Linked DNA regions of Homo sapiens: region 2 is linked to region 1. A link is an interaction called in ENCODE POLR2A ChIA-PET data of the cell type or tissue named here. Cell type or tissue: Panc1. All regions are shown on one strand. Links, peaks and the distances in the headings refer to the core of each region. The heading gives the core; the rest is flanking DNA. Region 1 holds the start of ERF (ETS2 repressor factor). Region 2 overlaps MEGF8 (multiple EGF like domains 8).

Region 1 (10,208 bases), core at 1,494-9,493:
CTGCCTCGGCCTCCCAAAGTGCTGGGATTACAGGCGTGAGCTACCGCGCCCAGCCTTTTTATTTATTTATTTTTAGACGGAGTTTTGCTGTTACCCAGGGTGGAGTGCAGCGGAGCGATCTCGGCTCACTACAGCCTCCGCCTCCTGGATTCAAGCGATCCTCCTGGGTTCAAGCGATTCTCCTGCCTCAGCCTCCTGAGTAGCCGGGATTACAGGTGCGCCACCACGCCTGGCAAATTTCTGTACTTTTAGTAGAGATGGGGTTTCACCATGTTGGCCAGGCTGGTCTGGAACTTCTGACCTGAAGTGATCTCCCGCCTCGGCTCCCAAAGTGCTAGGTTTACAGGCGTGCGCCACTGCGCCGGGCCCTGATGTAGTATCTTTGAAAATCTGCATTTTTTTTTTTTTGGAGGGGGTAGTAAAAGAGGTAATAAAGCATAATGGTAAAGGGTAAATGTGGTGGTTTGGAATTGGTTAGATCTGGGTTCGAATCTTAGTTCCAATACTTCCTGGCTGTAAGATTTAGTGGACTGATTTTCCCTCAGAGAGCATCACTTTCTTTATCTGTAAATGGGGATAACAGCAGTAATTCCCCTCGTTGGGATTTTGTGAGGATTAAATGAGAAGATGCCCCTGACAATGCTTGGCCCGGTGCCTGGCACATCATGAACACTCGGAATTCGGGAGCTGTTATTCGAACAATGAAGATGATTATTATTGCTGGACCACACCGCTCCCAGAGGGTTACAATATCCGTGGGGGAGCTGTACTGTCCGTAGGCAAGGTTACATAATTCCCGGGGGTTGTGGGGGAAAGCTTCCCTGGAGCCCTTGGTCTCCCCAAGGAGGAGGCCTGAGACTTTTTTTTTTAGGCACTGGTGAGGAGCCTGTCTAAGGTGGACTAGGTACCCCGCAAGCGAGGAGGCTGGGATTGAAGCCCTGGGTACCGGGAGCCTGAGCTCCGCAGGCCTTCCCTATCTGTGACTTTTCTGTCTCCCCGCCCATCTTCTGGATTCGTCCCCCACCCAGCCCCCCCAACTCCCGCCCGCCACCCATACGCCCCTCCTTCGGAACCTCAGAGTCTTTTTTGAGACTCTGTTTCCAGGCTATGCCTGTGAATATTGCTTCTATTTGGCCTCTACCCTGCTGCCGGCTCCTGGGCTCCATCAGATCTGCGCTGTGATTTCCTGTTTCCCAGAGCCTCAGGCTTCATCCTTCCCTCCCGGCTGAGGCAGAGAACGGAGACTTAACACTTCTCTACGCTCTGGCTTTCGATCTTAAGCCCTGTCTTCCTCTCTCCTGGCGACCCTCAGTGCCCCTTGGGAGCACATTTGTTCAGACTTTGGTCGCCCCCTCGTATCCCGGCCCCGCCTCCGGAACCCCCGGTCCTAGTAGTGGACGTGGGGGGACCTCCGGCGCCAGCCCTATCCCCGGGACAGCTGCAGCCTGGGGACGGTGGTGGTGGGGGCTTCCAAATGCATTCTCTCTGGTCACTTCCTCCCCAGCTGGACGGGGGTTATCAGGGAAGCCAAGACCCCATCCCCACAGGAGCGGAGGGCACAGCCGCCTCCCCATTTCCGATGCTGGGAAATGCATCCCACCCATTCCACCCCACCCCTGGACAGCTGCCCCCATTCAGGCTCAGGGTTGGGGGGTTGGGTAAAACCAAGCTGGGAAATGCTGTGGTCTTCATCATCTTCTAAGGTCCTGACCCCGCCCCTCTGCAGAGAAGATTCTGCCCCCTCCCCACAAAAGTTTCTGACCCCCGCTTCCTCGGAAGGGCCCCCCGTTTTCCCATACAGGCTCCCAAAAGAAACTCTGGAGCCCGCAGTGGGCAGGAGAGGAGGAGGGGCAGCAGGTAGCGAGTGCCGAAGACTTAAGTTAGCTGCAGACTCGGAGCCTCTGACTAGGGTCATGACCCGCGGGACCCCATCCCACCCCCACCCCCTCCTTCCTCCCTCCCCCGCCGCGCGGCCCCTTTAAGCCCAGAGCCGGCCGGTCCTCAGTGGCTGCGCGCCGACGAGCGTGTGTGTGAGTGCGCGGGGAGGGGGCGGGCGCAGTGTCTCCATGGCGACGCGGCGGTGACGTCGCCGGCCGGGGGGCGTGGGCGTCCCGGCCCCGGAGTGCGATATTAACCCGGGAGGCGGCGGCGGGGAGGGGAGAGGCTCTGAGAGGCGAGGCCGGGTGAGGCGGCGAGGGCGGCCCGACGGGCGCGGGACGGGACGGGGCAGCGAGGGCGCCGGGAGCCGCGGCCCGGAATCGGGGCGCTTCGCCCCGGGCCCCCCAGCATGAAGACCCCGGCGGACACAGGTGGGGGCGGGGGCAGCACGTGTGGGGGAGACTTGTTGCCCCGGGAAACCGAACGGAGAAACTTTGGGGGGGCTGAAGGGGTCCGGGGGAGCCCGAGTGATCCCCAGTTCTGGGGGACCCCTCAAGCACTGGAGACCTGTTGCTTCTCGTGGCGCGAGCGGGGTTGCTGCCTGGGACCCCCGATTCCTGGCTCCGGGCGGAGTGGTGTGGGTGCTGCGGGTCTTGGTCCTGTATCCCTACCGGGACCCCGCAGGCCGGGCTCTCCCCCACTCCCGGGATCACGGGGGTGGCGGGGTCCTTCCCCTCCGCTCTTGTCACGTTGCACTCTGGGGGCCGGGACGTGTGCGGGGCGGGGGGGCTCGTCCACCGGGCCCGCTATCCCTGGTTCTGCGCTGCGCGGTCCTGCTGGTGACCTTCACGGCGGCGCGTGCCCTGCACCAGGTTAGCGGGGGATACGGGATGGCCTCTAGGAGGAGGGCGTGAGTGGGGAGCCCGGGACTCGGGGTCCTGGCTGCGCCGCCCCTCCCCCGCCCGCCTCTGTCGGCTCCTCGCTCCCCCGCCCTCGCCGAGTCGCAAAGTTCCAAAGCGCAGCCCGAACGTTCGAAAAAGGAACTTTTTGTTTCCGACCTTAGAACGCGCGGCTTTAAGGTGGCTCCGGGGAGACCTGGGTACCCTCCTCCCGCGCCACCGGTGGCCCGGGGTTGAGGAGGGTGGGGAAGGTGGGGGGAGACGCAGAGGCTCCCCCCTCGCCCCCCCTCCCGGATCCACCTCTTCTCTTTCAGCGGGCCGTCTCTTCCCTCCGCCCCTCTCTTCCCCGCCAACTTGCTCCTCCTTAAGGGGCCAAGGTTCCCCTCCCCCTCGGTCGGCGGGCGGGGGGCAGCGGGATTAACTCCCCCTCCCACTCGGACTTTTCCCCCTCCCCTCCCCCGCCGCCCCCGGGCTCGCGCGGGCTGGACTTTGCGCCCGAGCGCGCAGGGGGAGGGGTCCCAGCCGCCCCCTGCCCGTCTACCCCGTCGGAATCCGGCCCGGGGCGGGGACGGGGGAGGGGGAAGGGGGCCGGGCGCCGCTGTTCAAACTTGTTTCCTTCCCCCGGCGGCGGCGGCGGCGGCGGCGGCGGCTCGGGCTCCTGTGTGCGGGTGTGTGCCCCGACCGGCCCACCCACCCCACCCCATCCCCACCCCATTCCCACCCCATTCCCATCCCCATCCCCCTGCTCGGCGGGTGGGGGCGGCTTAATCTTAAAGGGCTCCGAGCTGGGATCCGGCGCCAGGGGATTGGGACCCGGACCGAGGAGGGGCCCTGGGGGTGGGGCCGGGGTGCGGAGTGCGGTAGGGTCAGTCACGTGCGTCCTACACACTCCCCCGGCTTCCACTCGCTCCCGGGTGGCTGGGCCCTGGGGGCAGCAGGAGCCTACCCTCGCCCAAGGAGGAGGCCGAGGCACCCAGACAACCTCGCTTCATCTTCTCTCCCTGCTACCGGCCTTGGCCTGATAGGATCCGCGGGTCGCTTCCCCAACCCTGTCGGGGGGCGGGACAGTGTGTGGGTTTTCCGGCTGGGGGAGGGGAGGGGAAGGAGGCCTGGAATGGCCTCCGATCGGTGCATCTTTCCCGTCTGCCTCCTGGCCTGCCGCTCCGCACCCCTCCATCCAGTTCTCCATCCCGGTCCCTCTCTCTGCCGTGGCTGTTTCCCACTTCCTGTTTTCTTCCCGGCTCTGGCGCCATAGAGGGCCGCCTGGAGTGGGGGAGGTGGTGGGGCCCCCCAGGAGGCCGGCGTGTTCTTCCTCTGCCACCACTCCTCCCTTCCGACCCTCATAGTCCCTTAAAAAAAGTTTGGGCCGTCACGTGAGGTTGGGGGGTGCCCAGGAGTTTTGTCCCCCCAGGCTTGCATAGTCTGTCTGGGAGAATCCCTACCCCGCCTCTGTGGGACCCAGGTGTGCTTCTGGGACCTCGCCATCCCAGCCCTTGCTGTCTGACTGCTGCCACTTCTGCACTCTGTCTCGCAGTCTCCTGAACCCCTCTCTCCATGTGCCTGCTCTCTCCCTGCCTCACTGGCCCCCATGTTCCCGAGGTCCCGCACCCCCAAGCTTCCTCCGTGCAGGTCTGGTGTTTCCCTGTTTTAAGCACGTGGACGCATACACAGCACACTCACACATGCTCCCCTTGCCCGTGCCTGGCTCCTGGCTCCAAGGCCTGGGGAACAGAGCCCCATTGAGACACCCTGACGTCACCCCCTCTTCATTCTCCCCCCCCCAAAGCCGGGAACAGGCCTTCATGTATGCTGTGTCCGATGAGGAAAGCCGCCGTTGTGGTGGGCTTGGGAGTGGGGAAGGGTCCCTGCCAGAAGTGGGAGCCAGGGTCCAGGCCCTGGAGGAGGGGTTGCTCAGGGAAGGGGTTTAACAAGGGGGCCTGGGACAGCTCCCAGAATGCGGCTTGAGGCCTTTCCAGAGCCCCCCCACCTCCTTTCCGAGTTCCCTTTGTGTTGCATGTAGTCTCTCTCACTCCCTCTCTTCTGCAAAGTTTATTTTTAGCCTCCTGCTCCCCCGCTCCCAGGACTGTCGCTGCACACACGTTGCCTGGTTACCGGGACACGGAGGCTGGGGCGGGTGGGCTGGGAAGGGTGGCTTTAATTTTGGGGGGAGGGTGGAAGTCAGTACATCCCCCACCCCCAGATTGATGTCTCAGGGGCTTTGGCCCCCCTTCTAGGTCTAGAGCCAGATTGGGGCTGAGGTGGAAGTAACATGGAGCTTGGTTCCCTGAGAGGGGCTGGGAGCTTTTTGGAGGGGATATGAGGGTCCATGAAGCTGGTGGCTGGGTCACCTGGGTTCCAAAGGACCCTGGGCCTTGCAGGAGACCTTGTGATCTGGATTCTCTAGAAGGGTGAGGATAATGGGTTGAACACCTAGATTCCCAAGAGAGCGATGGTGCTCTGGGGTCTCTGGAAGGGGTTGTCAAAGGCTGTCACTTTTAAATGGAACAGGGGCTGTTGGTGCTGGTCTGTGAACAGCTGGAGGTCATATCCCTGGCACCCTGAGGGGCTGGTGGAAGGCTGGGATATATCTGAATGGGGCAGGGACTCCGGGGGCTATGTGGTACTGCAGCCCAGTCTGGGCAGGAGTTGGGGGCCTACAGTGAGCTCTGGATTTGGAGGGGGTGGTCCCTGTGGGAGCAGGAACTACTGATTCCCTGGATTCCCAAGGGGAAGGATCCCTTGTTGGATTCCAGACTTGGGTGGAGTCTTTGAGGGTGGATGTGTTGCCTGGAGGCCTTGTTGGTACCTGTTTGAGCTGGGGCCAAGGGAGGCGGATTGACCCCTGCAGCCTGACTGGATTTGGGAGCCGCCCATCTTTAGCTGGCCACCTTGGCCTTCTCTCTCTAGTGGCACCAGGGACCCTGCTCTGCCTCCCCACTCCTTCCCTTCCTCCCCTTTCCCTCCTCCCACCCCTCCATTACCGGCTGCCTGGTGCTGAATTATTGATGGCCCCTGTTGTTGGGAAATGACAACAACCGCAGTCCCCCCACCCCCCACCCCCCACCCCAGGCTGCCCACCCCCTCCAGAGACCAGCCAGCCCACCGCCAACCTCTACCCAAGGTTAATGCTGGGGGTGGGCAGGCAGGTGGGCAGGGAAGGAGCTGAAGATGAGAAGGCAGAAGTGGGAAGAGGGTGACAGCTCCAGGGTGCCTGCTCAAGCTCCAGGCCTGGGCTGGGCCCTCCAGCCAGGTGGGGCCTGGATGCCTGGGTCTGGGGAGGGCAGTGTAGCTCAGAGGGTCCAGGGCTTGGGGGGCCTCTCAGACAGTCTGGGTTTCACTCTCCAGGGAAGACAGAAGCCTCTGTGTGTGCAAGCGCTGACCTCATCGGCAACCGAGTCACCCCACCCCTCCTGGTCCTTTTAAGAAAAAAAAAAAAAATCTTCCTCTCAGGTCTTGGGGTTGGGAGTAGGGGCTCTGTTGGGTCTTCGGAGGAGACAGTGCATGTTTCTAAGGAGGACATCCGAGGAGCTGGGGTGGTGCAACTGGCTCTGAATGGGAGTGGGGGTAAGCTGGGGGGCTGTACCCCAACCCGGCTGGCCACGTGTGCCCCTTCCTGCCCCTCCCCCACTGGCAGCCCTGCCCGCCAGCCTGGCTTGGTGCCTGGCCCCCTGGCACTGGCCCCGGGACCCACCGCCGACGGTTTCCTGTTTCTCCCGGTGTCGCTGGAGCGGGCTCCAGCTTCCCCTCCCCCCCAGCTCCTGTCTAGCCCCTCACATGCAGACAGACAGACACGCACTGTCTTCTCTTAAATCAGATCTTGACTTGGCTGAGGTGAGACAGATTTCCCCATGTTGAAGGCAGGGCAGAGGTGGACCCTGGGATGGGACCCAGAGCCCTGGACTTGGCAGCCTGACCCCAGGCCACTCCCTGCCTCCCGTCCCCAGGGTTTGCCTTCCCGGATTGGGCCTACAAGCCAGAGTCGTCCCCTGGCTCAAGGCAGATCCAGCTGTGGCACTTTATCCTGGAGCTGCTGCGGAAGGAGGAGTACCAGGGCGTCATTGCCTGGCAGGGGGACTACGGGGAATTCGTCATCAAAGACCCTGATGAGGTGGCCCGGCTGTGGGGCGTTCGCAAGTGCAAGCCCCAGATGAATTACGACAAGCTGAGCCGGGCCCTGCGGTGAGGACGGGCTGGGGACCCCTGAGCACATGTGGAGTGCCCCCCCGGGGTTGCACAGCCCCTTGCCTGTGGGAACAAGCATTGGGTCTGACCCCTGGCTTTGCCAAATCCTAGCTGTGTGACCTTGGGCCACTCCCAGCCCTTCCCTGAGCCCCTTGGTAACACAGACGTATCCTGAGGAGAGATTACAGTCACCAGTGGATCCTCTAGTCCTGCCTTAGATGTGAGGAGAGAGCTGGTACCCACCCTCTGGGCACTTGATTTGTCTTTTGTGGCCTACGTTCCTCAGTTGGCCTTTGGGAACCACACCTAAGTGCGTGTTAAGGTGTGGAGTCTAGACCTGGGTCCCACGTACCTGACCTTCCCAATGGCATTTCTGTACCCACAGCTATTACTATAACAAGCGCATTCTGCACAAGACCAAGGGGAAACGGTTCACCTACAAGTTCAATTTCAACAAACTGGTGCTGGTCAATTACCCATTCATTGATGTGGGGTTGGCTGGTGAGTACCAGGGATGGTTGGTGTGGAGAGGGTCTACATGCCCCTTCAGGCTAGGCCAGGGGCCTTGACACTGTCTCCCTTCTGCCAGGGGGTGCAGTGCCCCAGAGTGCCCCGCCAGTGCCGTCGGGTGGTAGCCACTTCCGCTTCCCTCCCTCAACGCCCTCCGAGGTGCTGTCCCCCACCGAGGACCCCCGCTCACCACCAGCCTGCTCTTCATCTTCATCTTCCCTCTTCTCGGCTGTGGTGGCCCGCCGCCTGGGCCGAGGCTCAGTCAGTGACTGTAGTGATGGCACGTCAGAGCTGGAGGAACCGCTGGGAGAGGATCCCCGCGCCCGACCACCCGGCCCTCCGGATCTGGGTGCCTTCCGAGGGCCCCCGCTGGCCCGCCTGCCCCATGACCCTGGTGTCTTCCGAGTCTATCCCCGGCCTCGGGGTGGCCCTGAACCCCTCAGCCCCTTCCCTGTGTCGCCTCTGGCCGGTCCTGGATCCCTGCTGCCCCCTCAGCTCTCCCCGGCTCTGCCCATGACGCCCACCCACCTGGCCTACACTCCCTCGCCCACGCTGAGCCCGATGTACCCCAGTGGTGGCGGGGGGCCCAGCGGCTCAGGGGGAGGCTCCCACTTCTCCTTCAGCCCTGAGGACATGAAACGGTACCTGCAGGCCCACACCCAAAGCGTCTACAACTACCACCTCAGCCCCCGCGCCTTCCTGCACTACCCTGGGCTGGTGGTGCCCCAGCCCCAGCGCCCTGACAAGTGCCCGCTGCCGCCCATGGCACCCGAGACCCCACCGGTCCCCTCCTCGGCCTCGTCATCCTCTTCTTCTTCTTCCTCCCCATTCAAGTTTAAGCTCCAGCCGCCCCCACTCGGACGCCGGCAGCGGGCAGCTGGGGAGAAGGCCGTAGCCGGTGCTGACAAGAGCGGTGGCAGTGCAGGCGGGCTGGCTGAGGGGGCAGGGGCGCTAGCCCCACCGCCCCCGCCACCACAGATCAAGGTGGAGCCCATCTCGGAAGGCGAGTCGGAGGAGGTAGAGGTGACTGACATCAGTGATGAGGATGAGGAAGACGGGGAGGTGTTCAAGACGCCCCGTGCCCCACCTGCACCCCCTAAGCCTGAGCCCGGCGAGGCACCCGGGGCATCCCAGTGCATGCCCCTCAAGCTACGCTTTAAGCGGCGCTGGAGTGAAGACTGTCGCCTCGAAGGGGGTGGGGGCCCCGCTGGGGGCTTTGAGGATGAGGGTGAGGACAAGAAGGTGCGTGGGGAGGGGCCTGGGGAGGCTGGGGGGCCCCTCACCCCAAGGCGGGTGAGCTCTGACCTCCAGCATGCCACGGCCCAGCTCTCCCTGGAGCACCGAGACTCCTGAGGGCTGTGGGCAGGGGACCTGTGTGCCCCGCACCCCCCATGCTTCTTTTGCTGCCTTAAGCCCCCTATGCCCTGGAGGTGAGGGCAGCTCTCTTGTCTCTTCCCTGCCTCCTCCCTTTTCCCTCCCCACATTTTGTATAAAACTTTAATTTCTTTTTTTTAAAAATGGTGGGGGTGGGTGGGTGCCCAGGGCTAGGGGCTATTCCCTGTCTCTGTGGGTTTCTAAGCTCTGGGCAAAGTGGTGGTAGGGGGAGGGAGGGGGAAGTTAAGGGGGTCACCTCCATTCTGGGGAATTTATATTTGAATTGAGGCTTTGGCCTTAACACCCAGGAACTTTTCTATTACAATCGCTTAGGAAGTAAAGCCTTGTCTCCCTCCCTGTTCTCTGCCTCTTGTACCCCTCTGACCCACCCGCTCTGCCCCACTCCCAGCCCTCCTCAGCCCCAGCCCTGCCTGCCCTGCCCCTCCAGGGGGCCATGAGTGCCTAGGTTTCTCATACCCCACAAGGTCACAGCAGGGGAGGGAGGGACAATTTTATAATGAACCAAAAATTCCATGTGTTGGGGGGTGGGGGGCGGAGGAGGGTGAGGGGTGCCGCCCATGGGCCACAAATCTCTACAAGTGCCTGCTATCCCTCTCCCACTCCCCACCCCAGCACCGGTCCAACCCCTTCATCCCCAGCTGCTCCTAGGACTGGCCCATGGGCAGGCGGGTGGGGGGATGGGAAGGGGGTGCCCTGAAACCAAACTGGAAGCCCCCTCTGCCTCCCAGCTGGGGCCTCTGGGGTGGGGTGGGGGGCTGTGGTCAAGCCTTATTCTGTATTGGGGACTGAGGGTGGGGGGAGTAGAGGGGCCGCTGGAGAATGTATTCAAAACAATAAAACTTTGGACCTTTGGATGCAGTGATCAATGTCCTAGGTGCTCGGTGCAGCCCCCTGAGGGCCACAGCTTTTGCTTGATTCTGAAGGAGGGGCCCCACCCTGGCTGCTAGTGGGTCTGTGGCCAGATCAGTATAGAGGGCCTAACCCTAATCAGAATGGGCCAAATCCAGGCCTGGGAAACCGTCTCCTGACCTCAGAGGCACATGAGCCCCAGAGCTTGATGATAGTGGTCTCAGGCATGCGCCGGCTTCATCAGACTGCTCCTCTGTTCCATGGGGACCTTGTCCTTGAAAGCTCTTCCCACTGTTTTTCACCACAACCCCACTGCCCTTGCTCTTCTGATTGCCTGGATGCCTTCCCACTTGTGGCTAGGAATTCTTCCCACACCCCAGGTCCCCAGTGAAGACCAGGAGCTCCCTTTTGCACTGCCCCTCGCACCCTGCCCACACCCCTCTCTTGTTGCTCTGAGTTCAGCTGGGAGTCCTTTGGAGAACAGCCTGTGGTGTC
Region 2 (10,208 bases), core at 1,336-9,335, 90 kb before region 1:
AAAAAAAAAAAAAAAGAATGAGAGTGTTTCTTAAGTTCTGTTATGGGAAGCTTGCCAGGAAGAAAAAAAGGAAGCAGTCGTATAATGTTCATAGTATATTAGTTTAGTGAGAAAGAAAAATGATATGATGTCATGCTTACTTGCATCTGAATAGGTAAATTCTGGAATAAGATCAAAGAAACCCAAATGGATCTTCCAGGGAGGTATGGTGGCCTTAAGTTGCAGCCATGCTGGAGCTAGATAATTTTGGACCACTTAAGGGGTAGGGAGTGGGGTAAATGAGAGAGACTGTCCATTTAGTGACTTTTTTTTCTTTTTCTTTTTCTTTTTTTTTTTTTTTTTTTTTGAGACAGAGTCTCTCTCTGTCACCCAGGCTGGAGTGCAGTGACATGATCTCAGCTGACTGCAAGCTCCACCTCTCGGGTTCACGCCATTCTCCTGCTTCAGACTCCTGAGTAGCTGGGACTACAGGTGCTCACCACCACACCCAGCTAATTTTTTTGTATTTTTATTAGAGACAGGGCTTCACTGTGTTAGCCAGGACGGTCTCGCTCTCCTGACCTTGTAATCCGCCTGCCTTGGCCTCACAAAGTGCTGGGATTACCGGCGTGAGCCACCGTGCCCAGCCTTTTATTTATTTATTTATTTTTAATTAAAATGGAGTCTCACTCTGTTGCCCAGGCTGCAATGCAGTGGCGTGATCTTGGGTCACTGTAACCTCTGCCTCCCAGGCTCAAGAGATACTCCTCCCTCAGCCTCCCAGGTAGCTGGGACTACAGGCACGCATCACCATGAGCAGCTAATTTTTGTATTTTTAGTAGAGATGGGATTTCGTAATGTTGGCCAGGCTGATCTCAAACTCCTGACCTCAAGTGATCCTCCCACCTTAGCCTCCCAAAGTGCTGGGATTACAGGCACCCGACATCACGCCCGGCTAATTTTTGTAGTTTTAGTAGAGACAGGGTTTCACCATGTTGGCCAGGCTGGTCTCAAACTCCTGACCTCAAGAGATCCGCCCACCTCGGCCGGAATTACAGGCGTGAGCCACCGTGCCCAGCCCCAATGACTTTTGATGTCACTGTGATTTTTGAACCATGTGAATATATGAGCTATTTTTAAAATCAATAAAGAGGCCGGGCATGGTGGCTCATGCCTGTAATCCCAGCACTTTGGGAGGCTGAGGCAGGCAGATCATGAGGTCAGGAGATCGAGACCATGCTGGCTAACACAGTGAAACCCCATCTCTACTAAAAATACAAAAAATTAGCCGAGTGTGGTGGCAAGTGCCTGTAGTTCCAGCTACTCAGCAGGCTGAGGCAGGAGAATCACTTGAACCCGGGAGCTGCAGGTTGCAGTGAGCCAAGATCGTGCCACTGCACTCCAGCCTGGGCGACAGAGAGAGAGACTCTGTCTCAACAACAACAACAAAAAATCAATAAAGAGGTACTGTGGAAAACAGTTTGGACATTCCTCAATAAGATGAATATGGAATTAACATATAACCCAGCAATTCTGCTCCTAGGTATACAGCCACAAGAATTGAAAACAGATGTTCAAACAAAAACGTGTACACAAGTGCTCATACCAGCATTATTCACAATAGTCAAAAGATGGAAACAGCCCAAACGTCCATCAGCTGATGAATGGATAAACAAAATGTGGTCCATCTATACAATGGAATATTACTCAACCATAAAAAGGAATAGAGTTCCTTTCCAAATGAAGTTATAAAATGAATGAGCCTTGAAAACATTACGCTGAGTGAAAGAAGCCAGACACAAAAGGCCACATAGTACAGGCCTCCATGTACATGAAATGTCCAGAACTGGCAAATCCAGAGATGGAAAACAGATTAGTAGCTGCCAGGGACCGGGGGGAAGAGTGGAATAGAGAGTGACTACTTAGTGAGTCCAGGGTTGTCCTCTGGGGTGATGAAAATGTTCTGTAACAAGATAGTGGTGATGATTGCACAATATTGTAAATGTGCTAAATGTCACTGATGAAAAATTTTATGTGTATTTTACCACAATGTAAAAATTCTTTTTAAAATCTATAAGGAGGCCAGGCACAGCGGCTCATGCCTGTAATCCCAGAGTTTTGGGAGGCCAAGGCAGGCGGATCATTTAAAGTCAAGAGCTCAAGACCAGCCTGACCAACATGGTGAAACTTCGTCTTCTACTAAAATACAAAAATTAGCTGGGCGCAGTGGCGGGCATCTGTAATCTCGGCTACTCAGGAGGCTGAGGCAGGAGAATCACTTGAACCCAGGAGGCAGAGGTTGCAGTGAGCTGAGACTGCGCCACTGCACTTCAGCCTGGGTGACAGAGCAAGACTCCCTCTCAAAAAAAATAAAAAATAAAGTCCATAAGGAAAATAAGACCCTTGAATGTAAAGAGTTTTGGAGTAAACATAAGAGTGATAAAGATGCATTTGAGAAAAAACAAACCCTAGGATCAGGATCATCAACACCCCACCCAGGGCCACGCCTCCTACCCACCTTGTCAGGCTGGGAGGTATTGGGCGGCTGCTGAAAGGTGAGCAAGTGCAGGCCAGGCAGGAAGCTCTGGGTGACGCAGGCCTCCAGGGACGTGACGAAGACAGGCGCAGGCCCCCACCAGCCCACAGTGCCTGAGATCTGCTCCCCTCGGCAGCGGGCCTGCTCTGAGAAGACAGGGGGTGGGGGCCGGTGGGTCAGTGTGGAGTGCTCTGGCCCCCTCCTGCCGGCCCACTGCTGCGGACACTCACCAGGCCTAGGGAGGCAGCTCTCATTGTGCACGCACCAGCCCAGGGTGCCAGGTCCCCGTGGAGGGGCTGTGGGGCTGCTGAAGGCCAGGCAGGCCTGGCAGTCACCCAGGAGGCGGCCCAGGCCCAGGCAGCTGGCGGCTGGACACTGCGAGGAGGAGAGGGGAAAGGGCTCACTGTCAACTGGAGCTCAAGAGATCTGGGAAGGAAGGGCTGTGGATACAGGGTCCTGCGATGGAAAGGGCGAAAAAACTGAAGAACGGGGAGTTGACTTGGAATGTGGGAGATCCAGAGGACGGGGGATGCGGGGATGGGGTCACGGGCTCAAAAGGGTCGGGCTGGGTGGGATAGGCAAAGGTTCAGGGCTCCGCAGTCAGGAATCAGGAAGGAGGATCTCCGGCATGAAAACAAGTCTCCCAGTTGAGGGAAAGTTCTTGTCCATCTGGTTAGGCAGAGGGAGACACTGAGGGCAGGTCTCTATGCTAGGGAACAGAGGGTCTAGGGCTGTCACTCACAGCCCCCAAGGGGGTCCCAGGAGGGGGTGCAGCTTGGCAGGCTCCTTGGCACCAACTGCATTCCGGGTCCCGGGAGCAGACGCTGTGGTCTGTGTACATGGAGCAGTAGTCCAAGTGGTACTGCAGGGAGGCAAGGGGACAGAGGGGGAGGCAAGGGGACGGAGGAGGAGGCCTCTCAGACCTGGGCCGGCCTCCCAAGTCCCCGCTTGCTTTAGCTATCCCAGAGGACCCTGAGTGCTCAGCATGCCCATCCATTCCTCCCCCAGGCCCAGGGACCTCTAGCTCCTCTTTCCTCTGCCCCAGGGACCTCCTTCCCTTCTCTCATGGTCCTAGGGATCCCCACTCCTTCTCCCAGGGATCCCCTCCTGCCTTTCCCCTCACCTGTGGAAACCCTGCTACCTCCTCCCCCCAGCCACCCTTTCCCTGTCACCCCAGTGCTCACGTCAGGGGCAGGTGCCTGGAACACAAAGGGGGGCACCTTGTACGCCATCAAGTCCCCACGGGGCCGGCCGCTGTACCCCCCAGCCACCAACAGGACGCTGCCACCAAGCACCGCAGCTACATGTGAGTACCGACCACTGGGAGGCGCTGCTCGGCCTAGGGGAATAGAGACCCCAATGACATTATTAGACCCCCAGCCCCTCCACCACCTCCATGGCTCCTGATTCTCCTGGGCCACAGCCCAGCCTTCTATTCCGGTGGCTGCTTCAACCTCACCTGCCCAAGGACACTCTCCCAGCCCACCTGGCCCTGAACAAGCTGAGCTCCCTCGCCCCTACCCAAATCATCTTTCTGATCTTTAGGGTCAGAAAGACTTGGGTTCAAATCCTGCATCTACCACTTACTTGGGTTCAAATCGTGGATCAACTACTGACTAGCTGTGTGACCCTGGACAGGAGACTGAACTTCTCTGAGTCTTGGTTTCCTCCTCTATAAAAAGAACCATCATCTCGTCCTCAGGGAGCTGGGAGGACTGAAGAATCTGCTGAGCCCCCAGTAGGCTGCCTCAGTCTCCCATTTTTGTCTGTCTAGCACCAGCCTCTCTTCTGGTGATAGCGCCTGATTTTCCTCTGGAAAACCAACCTTTCCCTTTCCCAATCTGTGAGACTTAGGTGGAGTTGTCCCTGGTTCTGGCAGAAGTGAGGCCTTAGCCCAGGCCCATCAGTCTCAGTGACTGGCTCAGGGAGGGGTACAGGGCCTGATTCTCAATTCTTGGGGCAAAGACACTCCCTTCTTTCTGGGCATTTTATGGCAGAAGATAATCCACGAGCTGCCTGTGACCATCTACACAAGGCAAGAGACTGAAGTGAACCCAGCTGAAAAATTGAGTGAGAAATGGCTGATGCCATTTTGTGAGCACCTAGATCCAGCCCAGCCTGAAGACAGCCCCTACAGTTTTCACTCAAGTGAGCCAGGAAATTCCTTTTTTTTTTTTTTGAGACAGAGTCTCGCTTTGTCACCCAGGCTGCAGTGCCGTGCCACGATCTCAGCTCACTGCAAGCTCTGTCTCCCGGGTTCACACCATTCTCCTGCCTCAGCCTCCCAAGTAGCTGAGACTACAGGCGCCCGCCACCAAGCCCGGCTAATTTTTTGTGTTTTAGTAAAAACGGGGTTTTACTGTGTTAGCCAGGACAGTCTCGATCTCCTGACCTCGTGATCCACTCGCCTCGGCCTCCCAAAGTGCTGGGATTACAGGCATGAGCCACCGTGCCCAGCCAGAAATTCTCCTTTTTGCTTAAGCCAGCTGGGTTGGGTTTCTGTCAGTTACAGCCAAGAATCCTGACTGACAGGTAAGTGGTCAGTGAATGGTGACTTCCCTACCCTCTTACTGACCTGCGTGCACTGTAAACGTGTGGGACTTGGCCCAGGTAATCACAAACTGCGAAGCAGGAAGAGGCCTCCAGAAACATCACACTCCTGACTCCTGCCCAGTGAAGGGGACCAAGGGATAGGCAGACGAGACCTAGAATGAGGGCCTCAGACACCAGGCCTGGACTTTATTCCTGATGGTCACACAGGGTTCCTCTGGGGCCTTTCCTCCTTCCCATCCCTTAAGTGCTAAGGTTCCTTCCTTACGCTTGTCCTCTCCTCTCTCTCCTTTTCAGGGAGGAGGAGTGAACAGATGCGACTCTGGGAAGCCCACACGTCCCCGAAGTGATACGCCCAACTTGCAGGTATAAGCATCTTCTGAAGAGAGGGCCTGTGGCTTTCATCCGATTTCAAAGCAGTGTCTGATTTAATGAGAGTGAAAGGTTTCTCCATATCTCCTCCCTGGTGACCCCTCTGGCCCTGAGACAGGACCCTAACTGCTATAAGAAAGACAATATGTCTGGGCGTGGTAGTTCACGTCTATAATCACAGCACGTTGGGAGGCTGGATCTCACAAGGCTCGCTTGAGGCCAGGAGTTCAACACTAGCCTGGACAACACAGCAAGACCCTATCTCTAAAAAACAAAAATATTTTATTTAATTAGCCAGGCGTGGTATTGTGTGCCTATGGTCACAGCTATTTGGGAGGCTGAGATGGAAGGATGACTTGAGCCTAGGAGCTCAAGACCACTCTGGGCAACATAGGGAGGCCTCATCTCTACAAAAAATTTTAAAAAATCTGTTTTTATGTGTGTTTTTTTTTTTTTTTTTTTTTGGAGATGGAGTATCCCTCTGTTACCCAGGCTGGAGTGCAGTGGCACGATCTTGGCTCACTGCAACCTCCGCCTCCTGGGTTCAAGCGATTCTCCTGCCTCAGCCTCCTGAGTAGCTGTGACCACAGGCATCTACCACCACGCCAGCTAATTTTTGTATTTTTAGTAGAGACAGGGTTTCACCATATTAACCAGGCTGGTCTCGAACTCCTGACCTCACGATTTTCCCGCCTTGGCCTCCCAAAGTGCTGGCATTACAGGAATGAGCCACAGTGCCTGGCCAAAAATTCTGTTTTTAATTAGCTGGGAAGGGTAGCATGGGCCTGTGGTCCCAACCACTTGGGAGGCAGAGGTGGGAGGACTGCTTGAGCCCGGGAGGTCAAGGCTGCAGTGGGCTATGACTGCACCACTGCACTCCAGGTTGGGCAACAGAACAAGACTCTGCCTCTAAAATAGTAACAATAGGCCGGGCGTGGTGGCTCATGCCTGTAATCCCAGAACTTTGGGAGGCCCAGGCAGGCAGATTACTTAAGGTCAGGACTTCAAGACCAGCCTGGCAAACATGGCAAAACTTCAACTCTACCAAAAATACAAAAATTAGCCAGGAGTGGTGGTGCACATCTATAATCCCAGCTACTCAGGAGGCTGAGGCAGGAGAATAGCTTGAACACGGGAGGTGGAGGTTGCAGTGAGTGGAGACTATGCTACCGCACTCCAGCCTGGGTGACAGAGCAAGACTCCATCTCAAGTAAAATAAAACAAAATAGTAACAACAATAATAATAATGCCTGGCCGGGCACGGTGGCTCATGCTTATAATCCTAGCACTTTGGGAGGCCCAGGCGGGCAGATCACAAGGTCAACACAGTGAAACCCCATCTCTACTAAAAAAATACAAAAATTAGGCCAGGCACGGTGGCTCACGCCTGTAATCCCAGCACTTTGGGAGGCCGAGGCAGATGGATCACTTGAGGCCAGGAGTTCGAGACCCACCTGGTCAACATGGCAAACCCCATCTCTACTAAAAATACAAAAATTAGCCGGGTGTGGTGGCACACGCTTCTAGTCCCAGCTACTCAGAAGGCTGAAGCATGAGAATTGCTTGAACCTCGGAGGCAGAGATTGGAGTGAGCCAAGATCACACCACTGCACTTCAGTCTGGGCAACAGAGCAAGACTCTGTCTCAAAAATAAATAATAAAAATTTTAAAAAAGAAAGGAAATGTGTGGAGCACTTCACTGGGCATCATTCTTGAAGGATCATCTCAATTTACTCTTACAGCTATCCAATGGCATTACGTGTTATAATTTTCATTTCACAGATGAGCAAACTGAGGCACAGAGATTAAGTAATAGTTTTTGTTTTTGTTTTTTTGGGGACGGAATCTCACTCTGTTGCCCAGGTGGGAGTGCAGTGGTGCGAACTCAGCTCACTGCAAGCTCTGCCTCCCAGGTTCAAGCAATTCTCCTGCCTCAGTCTCCTGAGTAGCTGGGACTACAGGCGCATGCCACCATGACTAGCTAATTTTTTGTATTTTTAGTAGAGATGGGGTTTTACCATGTTAACCAGGATGGTCTCAAACCCCTGACCTCATGATCTGCCCGCCATGGCGTCCTAAAGTGCTGGGATTACAGGTGTGAGCCACTGCACCCGGCCTTAAGTGATAGTTTTATACAGATTGTTGTTTGGGGATAGCCATGCTGGCTCTGTCACTTATCTACTGTGATCTTGAAAAAGTTACTGCTAAAGATACTATCAACAGAGTAAACAATGTACAGAATGTGAGAAAATATTTGCAAACTATGCATCCAACAAAGATCTAACATCCAGAACCTATAAGGAACTTAAATAAACTAACAAGCAAAAAACAACCCCATTAAAAAGTAGACAAAGGACATGAACAGACATTTTTCAAAAGAAGACATACACGTGGCCAATAAGCATATGAAAAAATGCTCAATATCACTAATCATGAGAGAAATGCAAATCAAAACCACAATGAGATACCATCTCACACCAGTCAGAATGGCTATTATCAAAAAGTCAAAAAATAACACATGCGAGTGAGGTTGCAGATGGGAATGTAAATTAGTTCAGGCATTGTGGAAAGCAGTTTGAAGATTTCTCAAATAACTTAAAACAGAATTACCATTTGACCCAGCAATCCCATTATCGGGTATATACCCCAAGGAATATAAATTGTTCTAACGTGTATGTTCAAAGCAGCACTGTTCACAATAGCAAAGACATGGAATCAACCTAAATGCCCATCAATGATAGACTGGATAAAGAAAATGGAGGCCAGGCGCATTGGCTCACGCCTGTAATCCCAGCAATTTGGGAGGCCGAGGCAGGTGGATCACCTGAGGTCAGGAGTTTGAGACCAGCCTAGCCAACATGGTGAAACCCCGTCTCTACTAAAAATACAAAAATTAGCCGGCTGTGGTGGTAGGCGCCTGTAATCCATCTACTCGGGAGGCTGAGGCAGGAGAATCGCTTGAACCTGGGAGGTGGAGGTTGCAGTGAGCCGAGATCCCGCCACTGCACTCCAGCCTGGGCGACAGAGCGAAACTCCGTCTCAAAAAAAAAAAAAAAAAAAAAAAAAAATACATAGAAAGAAAAAAAAAAAAAGAAAATGTGGTACGTATACATCATAGAATACTATGTGGCTATAAAAAAGAATGAGATCATGTTCTTTGCATCAGCATGGATGGAGCTAGAGGCCCTTATCCTCAGCAGACTAATACAGGAACAGAAAACCAAATACTGCATGTTCTCACAAGTGGGAACAAAACATCGAGTGTACAGGGACACAAAGAAGGGAACAACAGACACTTGAGGGGCCTACCTGAGGGTTGGAGGAGGGAGAGGATCAAAAAACTACCTACTGGGGCTGGGCACAGTGGCTCACGCCTGTAATCGCAGCACTTTGGGAGGCCGAGGTGGGCGGATCACCTGAGGTCAGGAGTTCCAGACCAGCCTTGCCAACATGGCAAAACCTCGTCTCTACTAAAAATACAAAAAGATTAGCCGGGTGTGGTGGCATGCGCCTATACTCCCAGCTACTTAGGAGGCTGAGGCGGGAGGATCACTTGAACCCAGGAGGTGGAAGTTGCAGTGAGCCAAGATTGCACCACTGCATTCCAGCCTGGGCAACACAGTAAGACTCCATCCCCAAAAAAAAAACAAAAAAAAAACCTACCTGTTGGGTACTAGGCTTAATACCTGGGTGATGAAATAATCAGTACACCAAATCCCCATGACACACAATTTACCTATATAATAAACCTGTACTTGTACCACTGAACCTAAATTGAAAGTTAAAAAGGCCAAGCATGGTGGCTCACACATGTGATCCCAGTACTTTGGGAGGCTGACGTGGGAGGATCACTTGAGGTCAGGAGTTTGAGACTGGCCTGGCCAACATGATGAAACACTGTCTCTACTAAAAACACAAAAAAATTAGCCAGGCATGGAGATGCATGCCTATAATCCCAGCTACTCAGGAGACTGAGACAGGAGAATCGCTTGAACCCGGGAGGTGGAGGTCGCAGTGAGCTGAGATCACGCTACTGCACTCTAGCCCGGGCGACGGAGCGAGACTCCCTCTCAAAAAAAAAGAAAAGAGGCCGGGCATGGTGGCTCACGCCTGTAATCCCAGCACTTTGGGAGGCCGAGGCGGGCAGATCATGAGGTCAGGAAATCGAGACCACCCTGGCTAACACGGTGAAACCCCGTCTCTACTAAAAATACAAAAAATTAGCCAGGTGAGGTGGCAGGCGCCTGTAGTCCCAGCGATGCAGGAGGCTGAGGCAGGAGAATGGCGTGAAACCCGGGGGGTGGAGCCTGCAGTGAGCTGAGATCACATCACTGCACTCCAGCCTGGGCAACAGCGAGACTCCGTCTCAAAAAAAAAAAAAAAAAAAGAAAAGAAAAGAAAGTTAAAAAGAAGGAAAAGTTGCTGCCTCTTAGGCATTTCCCTGGGGCAGCTGGAAACTGGCAAAACCTGGATTGGAACCCACATTGGATACTGCGGTAAGGGCCTCCCATCTCCATGGTGACGATGCCCTAGTCCCATCTCCATCCCAGGCTTGCCTCCTAAGGCTGGCACCAACTGGCCTGGATGTCAGGCTCACCCTTACGGACTGAGGTGGCTTGAGCCCAGAATCACTATGGAGAGAGGTGGGACCCTCAGGAGCCCCTAGGGAAGAACAGGGACCACTCACCCTCAGGGGTTCCTGGCGGGGCAAGCTCAGCTCCTGACACCCATTGATGGCAGCCAAGGTGGTAGAAGAAGATGCCATCTTCGT

The links. Peaks named below come from ENCODE experiments on the same cell type or tissue, not always from the same donor. Only the 100,000 strongest peaks of a DNase experiment are listed, where the experiment ranks them.
Region 2: POLR2A ChIA-PET joins it to region 1 with 13 read pairs; 8 of 35 experiments call an interaction of 5 or more read pairs at or near these places.

Annotation. Positions count from the first base shown.
Region 1 is chr19:42,247,079-42,257,286 of GRCh38, reverse strand. ERF (ETS2 repressor factor) reads left to right here and starts at 2,159. Exons shown (of 4, transcript NM_006494.4): 1 at 2,159-2,309; 2 at 6,722-6,956; 3 at 7,345-7,460; 4 at 7,549-9,718. The coding sequence starts at 2,288. The coding sequence ends at 8,822. RefSeq lists enhancers at 1-135, 931-1,462, 2,103-2,602 and silencers at 1,958-2,357, 2,368-3,057, 3,138-3,207, 3,298-3,417, 3,438-3,487 and 2 more. In Panc1, for the core only: no CTCF peak of the experiment used is centred there; no DNase peak of the experiment used is centred there; H3K4me3 peaks cover 4,402 bases; H3K27ac peaks cover 2,580 bases.
Region 2 is chr19:42,337,123-42,347,330 of GRCh38, reverse strand. MEGF8 (multiple EGF like domains 8) reads right to left here. Exons shown (of 42, transcript NM_001271938.2): 8 at 10,125-10,208; 9 at 3,700-3,854; 10 at 3,258-3,377; 11 at 2,746-2,890; 12 at 2,498-2,661. Among named protein-coding and RNA genes, the nearest start is that of MIR8077, 8.9 kb to the left of the region's middle. In Panc1, for the core only: no CTCF peak of the experiment used is centred there; no DNase peak of the experiment used is centred there.